2 separate regions of the Homo sapiens genome follow, and region 2 is linked to region 1. The links are chromatin loops, found by intact Hi-C in ENCODE. Cell type or tissue: ascending aorta. All regions are shown on one strand. Links, peaks and the distances in the headings refer to the core of each region. The heading gives the core; the rest is flanking DNA. Region 1 overlaps MUC13 (mucin 13, cell surface associated). Region 2 overlaps OSBPL11 (oxysterol binding protein like 11).

The links. Hi-C counts contacts between places; a loop is a spot of excess contacts. Peaks named below come from ENCODE experiments on the same cell type or tissue, not always from the same donor. Only the 100,000 strongest peaks of a DNase experiment are listed, where the experiment ranks them.
Region 2: a loop joins it to region 1, with 9 times the contacts of the local background. A loop is called at or near these places in 43 of 110 quality-filtered maps.

Annotation. Positions count from the first base shown.
Region 1 is chr3:124,926,004-124,931,385 of GRCh38, reverse strand. It overlaps MUC13 (mucin 13, cell surface associated), which reads left to right. Exons shown (of 12, transcript NM_033049.4): 2 at 3,393-3,854. Among named protein-coding and RNA genes, the nearest start is that of MUC13, 6.1 kb to the left of the region's middle. In ascending aorta, for the core only: a CTCF peak has its summit at 2,576 (motif pointing left); a DNase peak (open chromatin) is centred at 2,585.
Region 2 is chr3:125,582,935-125,588,316 of GRCh38, reverse strand. OSBPL11 (oxysterol binding protein like 11) reads left to right here. Exons shown (of 13, transcript NM_022776.5): 2 at 5,339-5,382. Among named protein-coding and RNA genes, the nearest start is that of OSBPL11, 9.9 kb to the left of the region's middle. In ascending aorta, for the core only: a CTCF peak has its summit at 2,486 (motif pointing right); a DNase peak (open chromatin) is centred at 2,516.

The DNA.
Region 1 (5,382 bases), core at 261-5,260:
GATCTTGGCTCGCTGCAACCTCTGCCTCCTGGGTTCAACCAATTCTCCTGTCTCAGCCTCCCAAGTAGTTGGGACTACAGGCGTGTGCCACCATGCCCAGATAATTTTTGTATTTTTAGTAGAGACAGGGTTTCATCATGTTGGCCAGGATGGTCACAATCTCTTGATCTCATGATCCACCCACCTCAGCCTCCCGAAGTGCCGGGATTACAGACATGAGCCACCGCTCCTGGCCTGAAAATTTTTAAAAAGTTGCTTTTTAATGTAACGTTAAGGATTTTGGAGGTGTGTGTAAGGAATCACTACTTCAAACATGAGTTCCATCTCAGATTCTGAGCAACCAAGGGCAGGAAGTGTGTCTTGTACACCTTTACGTTCCTCCTCACCCCTATGCCTTGTATAGCACCTTGACTGCAAGAACCCCCGCACAAGCATTTACTGAAACAAATGAAAAATGTGCCAGTGACATTTGAAGAGCCTTTAACAGGCAAAACTTCCCAGGTTGTTTTTGCTTTCTCTGAGAGACTAGGACTGCATTATTCCACAGAATCTGATGAGTGCCTTTGGGAACCAACATCTCATCATAATGAAGAATTCAGATCTGGGAGAAAGGCGTTTGATTGTGACTTTCAGCTAGCTTTGAATAAAGCAGTTATAGGTGTGCCCTGGACAGGGGTGGTGATTATGGAGTGTTCCCCAGAAAGAAACCAGGTCAGGGCATATATTTTCCCATTGAAACCTATGATTTGTACCTCTGTGGACGTTGTGCTATCCTTGTGTTATTTAGAAGCTTTAGGACCTAAGGAAATAAAAAGACTAAAGTTATTTCTACTGCACAGATGTCTTCATATATTTCTGTTATCTATAGATTGAACAAAATAGGTTATTTTACAGTTCCTCTTGGGTATTTTTACTAGATAATTTAAGCCTGGGATATCAGCTCTAAGCTGTCTTCCCTGAAATCTATACAACCCTCAGATAAAACACATATATACACATAGACACACACAAGTGTATTTTAGTTTAAAAAAAAATCGTAGCTATTCACAGCAATGAATTGCTGTCAGCTTGGAATGTGTCTCATTTATTAAAACTAATTGAGCATTCTGAAATGTATTCTCCCTAGTGAACAGAAATTTAAAACCAAAATAAACAAGCCACCAAGTCCAAAACTCCTTGTCATAATTCCAAAGACCTGCAAAAACCTCTCAAGAAGTCCCAATTTGTTTTATGCACATCTACAGAAACATGTTGGTTCTTTGGCATCGGCCGAGAATGAATATTCCCAAAGCATGAAATTCAGGGTCTGGTGGGGTTGGGGTTGTTTGCACCCACAGTCTGCCAAGTCCTTTTCTTCTGTCCAGAGTTTTCCACAGCGAGAGCCAGCCCCTGGCCACTCTCACTGCTACTCCGATGATAGAGGGCACCGTGGAGGTCACTTCTATTTCCACCGCTTTCATTCTGATCCCCAATTTTCTCTATTTGCTTTTCTTGTGTTTGTTCCTCGGGGGTCTTGGCTTTTTCATTAAATGGATGGCCTTCCCCATAACTTTAATCAAGTGATAGTTAGGACATTGTCATCTCACAGACCTGGCTTTGCCTCTGGGCAAATTCCTTAACCCTTCTGAGTATTGGTGGGCTCTTCTGTCAAATGTGGGCACTTATGTCTACTTCACAGGTACAGTCGGGCACAGGGCCAGTGCTTGATAGATGAGAACTATCCTGAGTGGCAGGAATAGGAAGACTGGCAGTCAACATTGCCAGTTGCTGATGTATTTCTTACCTAGGAAGAGCAATTGCTGATCTCTTCAACACTTCTGAATGGCTATGTTAGCCAAGCCCTCTTCAAGGTGAAGAATCAGGCTCTGCCCTCAAGGGGCTCATAGACCCATCGGGGAATCAGGAAGCATATTCTGCAGTTCTCTGCACCCTAAGGTTTAGAAATTGCTTCCTCACTAAACCTTTTTCTTTCAATAATTTTTTTAACCTATTGTCAAGGTCAGAGTTCTTAGAGACAAGGAAAAGTTCTAGAAAACTTATCACTGGGCCAGGCAAGGTGGCTTACACCTGTTATCCTAACACTTGGGCGGCCAAGGTGGGAGGATCACTTGAGCCCAGGAGTTTCAGCGCTGCAGTGAGCTATTATGGCACCACTGCACTCCAGCATGTGTGACAGAACAAGACCATGTCTCTAAAAAAAAAAAATAAAATAAAAGAGTGGGGGAAGAAAATGGATCACTGGATCCCTAGAGTTTACTACTCCATGTGTCCAGGGGTTCCTAAAAGTTGTGAAAATGCGACTTTGATATCCATCATAGCTCAGAGGGCAAAGATCACTTATTCATCTTACTCTTAGTCAATGTATCTAGAATTGTGAATGGGAAAACACTACTAGAATAAAATTTTGGAAGAAGTATAATAAGCACTTAATGAGGTATTTTTATTTTATTATTCTTTAAATTACCCAACCCTAACCTTTCCCTCCCTCAATCTATCAAGGTAATGAAAAAATGGGACAGTTGCCTTAAAGTGCAGAAAGACAAAAGTAGTCCATTTCTGGGTAGTCACTGCGCCACCTTGTGGCATTCTCAATTGTCCTCACTGAGAATGGTCTGAAGTATATTAAACCCTGATCTACAGTTACGTGACTACAGGCATAAATAATATTACTTCTTAGTATTCAACTTAAAAAACATTAACTCTTCTGCGGGACTGGTGGGTCACATCTGCAATCCCAGCACTTTGGGAGGCTGAGGCAGGAGGATCATTTGAGGCCAGGAGTTAAGAGACCAGCCTAGCCAGCATAGTGAGACCCTCATCTCTAAAACACACAAAAAAATTAGCCAGCCATGGAGGTGTTACAACTGTAGTCCTAGCTATTTGGGAGGCTGAGGTGGGAGGATTGCTTGAGCCTAGGAGCTCAAGGCTGCAGTGAACTATGATCACACTACTGCACTCCAGCCTGGGTGGCAGAGCAAGACCTTATTCCTAAAATAAATAAATAAACATTAACTCTTTATTTGTCACATTTTTCAATAACATTTTTTCCAGTTTTGTCTGTTTAATTTTTAATGTTATTTATTGTGGGTTTTTTGTGTTTAGAAATAACCATGTATTTTAATTTTTAATGTAGTCATATATTTTCATTTTTCCAGAAAAGAATGAGTTGAGGCTGGGCATGGCACTTCATACCTATAATCTCAGCACTTTGGGAGGCCAAGGAGGGTGGACTGCTTGAGCCCAGGGGTTTATGACCAATCTAGGCAACTTGGGGAAACCCTACCTCTAAAAAAAAAAAAAAAAGAATGAGTTGGATATGATTTAGTATTAAGTAACTGCCATTAGTTATTCAATGTACTGTCTCCTCAAACTTGGTATCTTTGTTCCTCCAGCCACCAACCAAGGCAACTCAGCTGATGCTGTAACAACCACAGAAACTGCGACTAGTGGTCCTACAGTAGCTGCAGCTGATACCACTGAAACTAATTTCCCTGAAACTGCTAGCACCACAGCAAATACACCTTCTTTCCCAACAGCTACTTCACCTGCTCCCCCCATAATTAGTACACATAGTTCCTCCACAATTCCTACACCTGCTCCCCCCATAATTAGTACACATAGTTCCTCCACAATTCCTATACCTACTGCTGCAGACAGTGAGTCAACCACAAATGTAAATTCATTAGCTACCTCTGACATAATCACCGCTTCATCTCCAAATGATGGATTAATCACAATGGTTCCTTCTGAAACACAAAGTAACAATGAAATGTCCCCCACCACAGAAGACAATCAATCATCAGGGCCTCCCACTGGCACCGCTTTATTGGAGACCAGCACCCTAAACAGCACAGGTAAGGACAATTCCCTCAAAGACTCCCCAAGGATGGAGAGTACAATTGTGGAGGGAGGGAGGTGGGTATGTTCTGGTGGGGTAGGAAAATGGGTCTAAAGAGGCCCAAGGTTTCTTTGGAAATGAACTGTGGGCTTGAAATCTGTGTCACAATGTAGTGACAGCAGAGGCCCTAAAATCCTCAGTTTCCTTCTGTTCTCCTTTCCTTCCCTCCCATCCTACCTCAAGTTATTTGCTAGCTGTGCAGTATTTTTTTTAATGAACTTGGGCTTTGTGAAAGGTAGCTCTATAGCTTTCCTCTCCCTAGGGGATTTTTAGAAATAGTTTCAGCTGCTCTGAGAAGACCAGGTCCAAATAAGCACAGACTGTCCAGCACCACTGGTCTAGCTCTCTGGTCTACCTAAGGAAGAAGTCAGTTCTACCCTTGTAAGATGGTGGCTGATCACAATGTGGAACTTGAGCCAAGTCATAGAATTTGAGACTGAGGGGTAGAAAGCAAAACAACAGCAGTGTTCAAACAATCCTAGGCATAACCAGGGCCATTGTCCAAAGGACAGATGCTTTGGGAACACTAAGAGATGACAAGTGACCTCAAGCAGAAGTTAATGAAACAGGAACCATTTGCTTCACTTCCCCAAGCTCAGCCTATAACAGAAATCAACTACGTTTATCAGTAAAGGCTAAATGGCCTTGTGGGCCATGTGGGGTCTCTGTTGTAACTCCTGCACTCTACTATTTTAACATGAAAGCAGCCACAGTTAACAAACAAAAGGTTGGTCAGATATGACTCGTGAACCATAGTTTGCCAGCCCTTGATCTAGAAGAATCGTCACACTTTAGAGCCTAAAGAATCTAGATAAATCCTATCATTCTCAGATGGGAAATCTGGGACCCAGTGAGGGCCATGACTCACCCAGGGTCAAAGATCAAGTGGATGTCTCCCTACCCTTAACTTCTGGTAGCTTCCTCAATGTTCTTTGATAGATTTAAGAAATAGATGGTTAAGCAAGTAGACCCCAGAGGCTGTATCTAAGACCTCTTTCCCCAATCTTTCATGTTTGGAGGGGCCACTCTGAAGGCGGGATCCAATGGGACACAGCTGTCCTGGGATCAGGAAAGAGAGGTTTTCTAAGCCATTTCTGCTTCGCCAGGTGTTCCCTCAGAGTCAGGCCATCTTCCTGTGTTCTGGCCCTACCATGAACAAACTGTGGGGCATGGGGCAAGTCATTTCTCTCTTGGCTTCAACTTAGTGATCTGCAATAAGGCGAGACTGAACTAAAAAGCCCCCCAAATCTCTTCTGGCTGTAACATCCTGTGACTTAATCAATTCCTGGCCATGAAACAAGTTAATGAGTCTGTCCTTCGTTGCTGAAGAGAAAGCACCTCAGAGTTGTTTGTCTGGTGTCTCCAGAAGGAGACACATTCTTCCTTAAGATTTCCCAAGTCATCTTTGCAAGGTGGCTGAGGCTTTTCTTAAAGAAGCCATTAATTTTATTTAGAAGACTGGTTCATACTTTGTCAGAGGGGTG
Region 2 (5,382 bases), core at 163-5,162, 660 kb before region 1:
TCTCTGGGTTTTAAGTCTAATGAGTCTTCTCAGTCTTTGTCATATCTTACTTTATCAGTAGCACTGAACTTCTCTTTTTTTTTTTTTTTTTTTTTGAGACAGGGTCTTACTCTGACGCCCAGCCTGGAGTACAGTGGCAGGATCTTGGCTCAGTGAAACCTCCGCCTCCCAGTTTCAAGCAATTCTCCTGCCTCAGCCTCCCAAGTAGCTGGGACTACAGGCATGCACCACCACGCCCAGCTAATTTTTGTATTTTTAGTAGAGATAGGGTTTTACCATGTTGGCTAGGCTGGTTTTGAACTCCTGACCTCAAGTGATCCACCCACCTCAGCCTCCCAAAGTGCTGGGATTATAGGCATGAGCCACTGTGCCTGGCCTGAGACAGAGTCTTGCTCTGTTTCCCAGGCTGGAGTGCAATGGCACGATTGCAGCTCCCTGCAGCCTCCACTTCCTGGGCTCAAGCAATCCTCCCATCTCAGTGTCCTGAGTAGCTGGGATTACAGGTGTGTGCCACCCTGCCTGGCTAATTTTTAATTTTTTTTGTAGAGACAGGATCTCACTGTGATGCCCAGGCTGGTCTCAAACTCCTGGCTCAAGTGATCCTCCCAAAGTGCTGGGATTACAGGTGTGAGTGAAGGCACCTGCCCACTGAATATTCTTGACCACAGACTTATCTTGAAACACTTTCTCTGGTTTCTGTCTTTCCATACTCCTAGTTTTCTTCCCACTACTCAGTTGTTCCTGATTTCTTCTCTGTATTCCCCTTGCCCTTAAAACTTTTCCTTAGAGATCTCTCTTAGACCCTGCCCATCTCTTGCCATTTCGTAATACTTCCTGAGTGACCTTATTTACTGCTGTAACTTCAAATACCAGTTATATGCTTATATGCTGATGACTACCAAGCCCTAATCATGCTGCCTTACTGGATATCTCCCTGTATAGTCCTGCAGGTTCATTAAATTTAACATCTTAAGTTGGAACAAATCCAAAATTTCTCTGCGATCCCTATCTCAGTGAAGGCATTAGTTATCCACCCAGTTGTTCCAGCTGGAAATCTGAGTGTTGCTCTTGTCCTTTCTCTCTCACTTTCATTCTTTCTGTCTCACTTCACATCTAATCAGTCATCAAATCTAGTCATTTCAGCCTTCTCACTCACTACTGAATCCTCTGTATTTGTTTAATGCCTTTTTTATTTGTATGGCAGCTGCAAATGTAGTCCCATTGTGTGTCTTTTCCAGTAGCAGGAACCCATGTTACTGCCTTTTTCTTCAAGGAGATATATTTCTCTTAGATTAGATTATAGATTTGAGATGGAGAGTTATTAGTTATTGCCTTTTTGATTTTCTTATGCTTTTCAATGGTTTTTCAGAGTGCTGTGCTTTAGTAGGTATTGAGTAATTGTTTTGAGTTGAAAGGATTTGAAACTGTTTAAAAGGTAGCTTAATTTTAAAAACTTTTATCTATCTTAAGTCTGATAAAGAAAGGTTGAGAAATAAGTATATTGCCGGGCACGGTGGCTCACGCCTATAATCCCAGCACTTTGGGAAGCCGAGGCAGGCGGATCACGAGGTCAGGAGTTCGAGACCAGCCTGACCAACATGATGAAACCCCGTCTCTACTACAAATAGAAAAAGTAGCCAGGCATGGTGGCACACACGCACCTGTACTCCCAGCTACTCGGGAGGCTGAGGCAGGAGAATCACTTGAACACAGCAGGCGGAGGTTGTAGTGAGCCAAGATTGCACCACTGCTCTCCAGCCTGGGTGACAGAGCGAGACTCCATCTCAAAAAAAAAAAAAAGAAATATGTATGTTATAGTAATGGAGATTAAAGAATTGAAGCAGTTATTTTTAAGATATTTAAGAGAAAATGAGTATCAAACTAAACACAATATAATAAAGCCACTTAGCACAGTTTAATCAGTTATTTTTATAGACTATCAGCTTCCACTACTAATCCCAATTAAATGTTAACAAGTTTAAAAGATTAGAAATATACCCAGTTTCTTGAGCAGTGAAGTTTTTGGAGGACTGAAGAAGAAATTAACTTTATCATAGCTTATTTTTTAGTGTATTAGTCTGTTTTGGACCATCACTTCTATTTTATAGAACACAAAATAGTATAATATAATCAGATATGTGGTATGTTCCCACTTCAGTAGCTAGATTTTATTAATATTAACAGACACACATTAAAAATATTCTATAAAAATTTGCACATTTTATTTTATTTACTGTTTTTAGAGATGGGGTGGGTCTCCCTATGTTGCCCAGGCTGGTCTCAAACTCCTGGACTCAAGGAATTGTCCCACCTTGGCCTCCCAAAGTGTTGAGATTACAGGCATGAGGCACTACACCAGGCCCTGAAAATTCACACATTTTAGATAGGAATAAAGCATGAGAGTTAGAGATACTGTGTAGTAACTCAATTATAAGACAGTAGAAGAAAAGAAAGTGTGAATCAGATGTTCAGTCACAGAGCACTTTTTATGCTGACCACCAGATGGCACAGTTGTTCCACACCAGCTGGTTGCCTTCGATAGTGGCTATTTCTTGGGATACATGGAAAAGGGGAAGAATGAGGGAGGGACATTGCAACCAGCTGTTCCAAAGAATAGGATGTTTTCAAGTTGGTTCTTTGTAACCTGGAGACAGCTGTTTTATATAATAAAAATAAGCCAGCAGTTTACTTACTTGAATTTCTGCCTCTTTTGAAACTAACTTTATGCTACTACCAAATAAACCATGTCAATATCCTTATAGTTTTGTTTTTTTTTTTTTCAGAAAGCTAACTCTTTAGATATATGAATCAGCAAAATATTAATAACATTAGAAAATTAAACAGAACATTACTATGATGTGAAATATGAAGATACACTTAGAGCCAGGTACAGTGGCTCATACCTATAATCCCAGCACTTTGGGAGGCTGAGGCAGGCTGATCACTTGAGGCTAGGAGTTTGAGACCAGCCTGGCCAACCCATCTTTACGAAACTCCATCTCTACTAAAAATACAAAAATTAGGTGGGCATGGTAGCAGGTGCCTGTAGTCCCAGCTACTTGGCAGGCAGAGGCAGAAAAATCGCATGAGCCCCAGAGGCGAAGGTTGCAGTGAGCTGAGATCACACCACTGCACTCCAGCCTAGGCAAAAGAGCGAGACTCTGTCGCAATTAAAAATAAAAAAAAGAGATACACGTGGGATCTTTTTAGCGATTGATGTTACTGAAATTGTACACTTTAAAAAATTTGTGGCTCATGCCTGTAATCCCAACACTTTAGGAAGCCAAAGTGGAAAGATCGCTTGAGCCCAGGAGTTTGAGAGCAGCCTGGGCAACATAGTGAGACCCCCCCATCCCCACAAAAATAATTAAAAATTAACTGGGCATGGTTGTACGTTCCTGTAGTTGCAGCTACTCAGATGCTGAGGTAGGAGGGTCACTTGAGCTGTTAAATGAGTGATATAGATAATTAGATATGACCAAAATGGGGAGTACCTTCAGTAATATGAGAGTAGTGACTAAATAAAGATGATGTATTTTGTTTATTGCTTTGAAATAAAAATTTTGTTTTTCTCAGGTATAGGTAAGTATATATAAGGTTTTAAGAAGGTTTTGCCCCATAGTTCACATACATTTGAAGAATACATACAGTCTTAAAGCCAGAGGAATTGAACTGTAACTCAGTTGTGATATTTTTTATTACATGCTAATGGCTATGACTTGACATTTATGTAGTAATGAAAGCTTGGTGTAGAGAACCTAGATTAAAGAGTAGTTCCCAAAATGGCGAATTATGAAATATCTTGGCACTTTGAGAAAATATTTAGGTTGTATACTACCTCAAACCTCTTATGGATTGATGCAGAATGTAAGCAAATATTCAGATTATGGAGCAACTGGACAGAATGGAGAAAGAGTAAGTTTTTCTGTTTTTTTATTTTTGTTTTTGTTTATGATGGAGTCTCACTCTGCCACCCGGGTTGGAGTGCAGTGGTGCAGTCTCGGCTCACTGTAACCTCTGCCTCCTGGGTTCAAGCGATTCTCCTGCCTCAGCCTCACAAGTAGCTGGGATTACAGGCACGTGCCACCACACCTGGCTAATTTTTTGTATTTTTTGTTGAGATGGGGTTTCACCATGTTGGCCAGGCTGGTCTCGAACTCCTGACCTTAGGTGATCCACCTGCCCCGGCCTCCAAAAGTGCTGGGATTACAGGCGTGAGCTGCCATGCCCGGCCAAGAATAAGTTTTTCGGGAAGCTGAGCTGTGTACTAAGTACCTAAAACAGAGGAGGAGCTCTTTAGGGAATTTTTTTGAGACAGAGTCTGGGGCATTGGGTTTTCTATGGCCTCAAAGAGCTGCTTAAGCCTGAAGCCTGGGGAAGATAGGGGAGCCAAACAAAAAATATAGCTCTCTGCTTTTCTAAGCAATGTATCTCAAAATAACTGAAATAAACAACTTGATTGCGACCTGGGCCGGAAGTATAAGAACTCTAGCAGAAACCCAAGTGGCTGTATTTCTACAGAAGAATTCTTTCCTCTAGTTGTGGGCTTTATTTATTATTCTTATTTATTTATTTTACGTATTTAATAAAGAGAGACAGTGTCTCATTATGTTGCCCAGTCTGGTTTCAAACTCCTGGGCTCAAGTGATCCCCCTATCTTGATCTCCCAAAGTGTTGGGATTACATGTGTGAGCCACTGCACTCAGCCCTTTTTTTTTTTTTTTTTTTTTTTTTTGGAGACGGAGTCTCACTCTGTTGCCCAGGCTGGAGTGCAGTGGTGAGATCTCAGCTCATTGCAGCCTCCACCTCCTGGGTTCAAGTGATTCTCCTGCCTCAGCCTCCCAAGTAGCTGGGACTACAGGCACACACCACCACGCCCGATGAATTTTTGTATTTTTAGTAGAGATGGGTTTTCGCCATGTTGACCAGGCTGGTCTTGAACTCCTGACCTCAAGTGATCCTCCTGCCTTGGCCTCCCAAAGTGCTGGGATTACAGGTTCGAGCCACTGTGCCCGGCCATCCCACTTATAATACTTATAGTATATTTGTTTTATGTTTATGTAATTTTATATTTGTATAATGATTTTACATTTGGAATATTTATAATAATATATAATTTATGAGGTATTGTACTTGTTTTGAGGAAATTGATGAAGTCCTATAGATATGAAATTTGGGAGATTAAATGCCTCTGTTGACCTATACATTTTACTTCTCAATAAAATTTGAGGCATTTATAGAGCATATATGTATCTGCAGCTATTTTGAAAATTGTACCATTATCCTCCTGGGATTTCTTCTAATTTTTACTAACTTTGGCTTTTTCATTTTGAAATAGTGATCACATGGAAAATGTGTATGGCTATTTAATGAAGTATACCA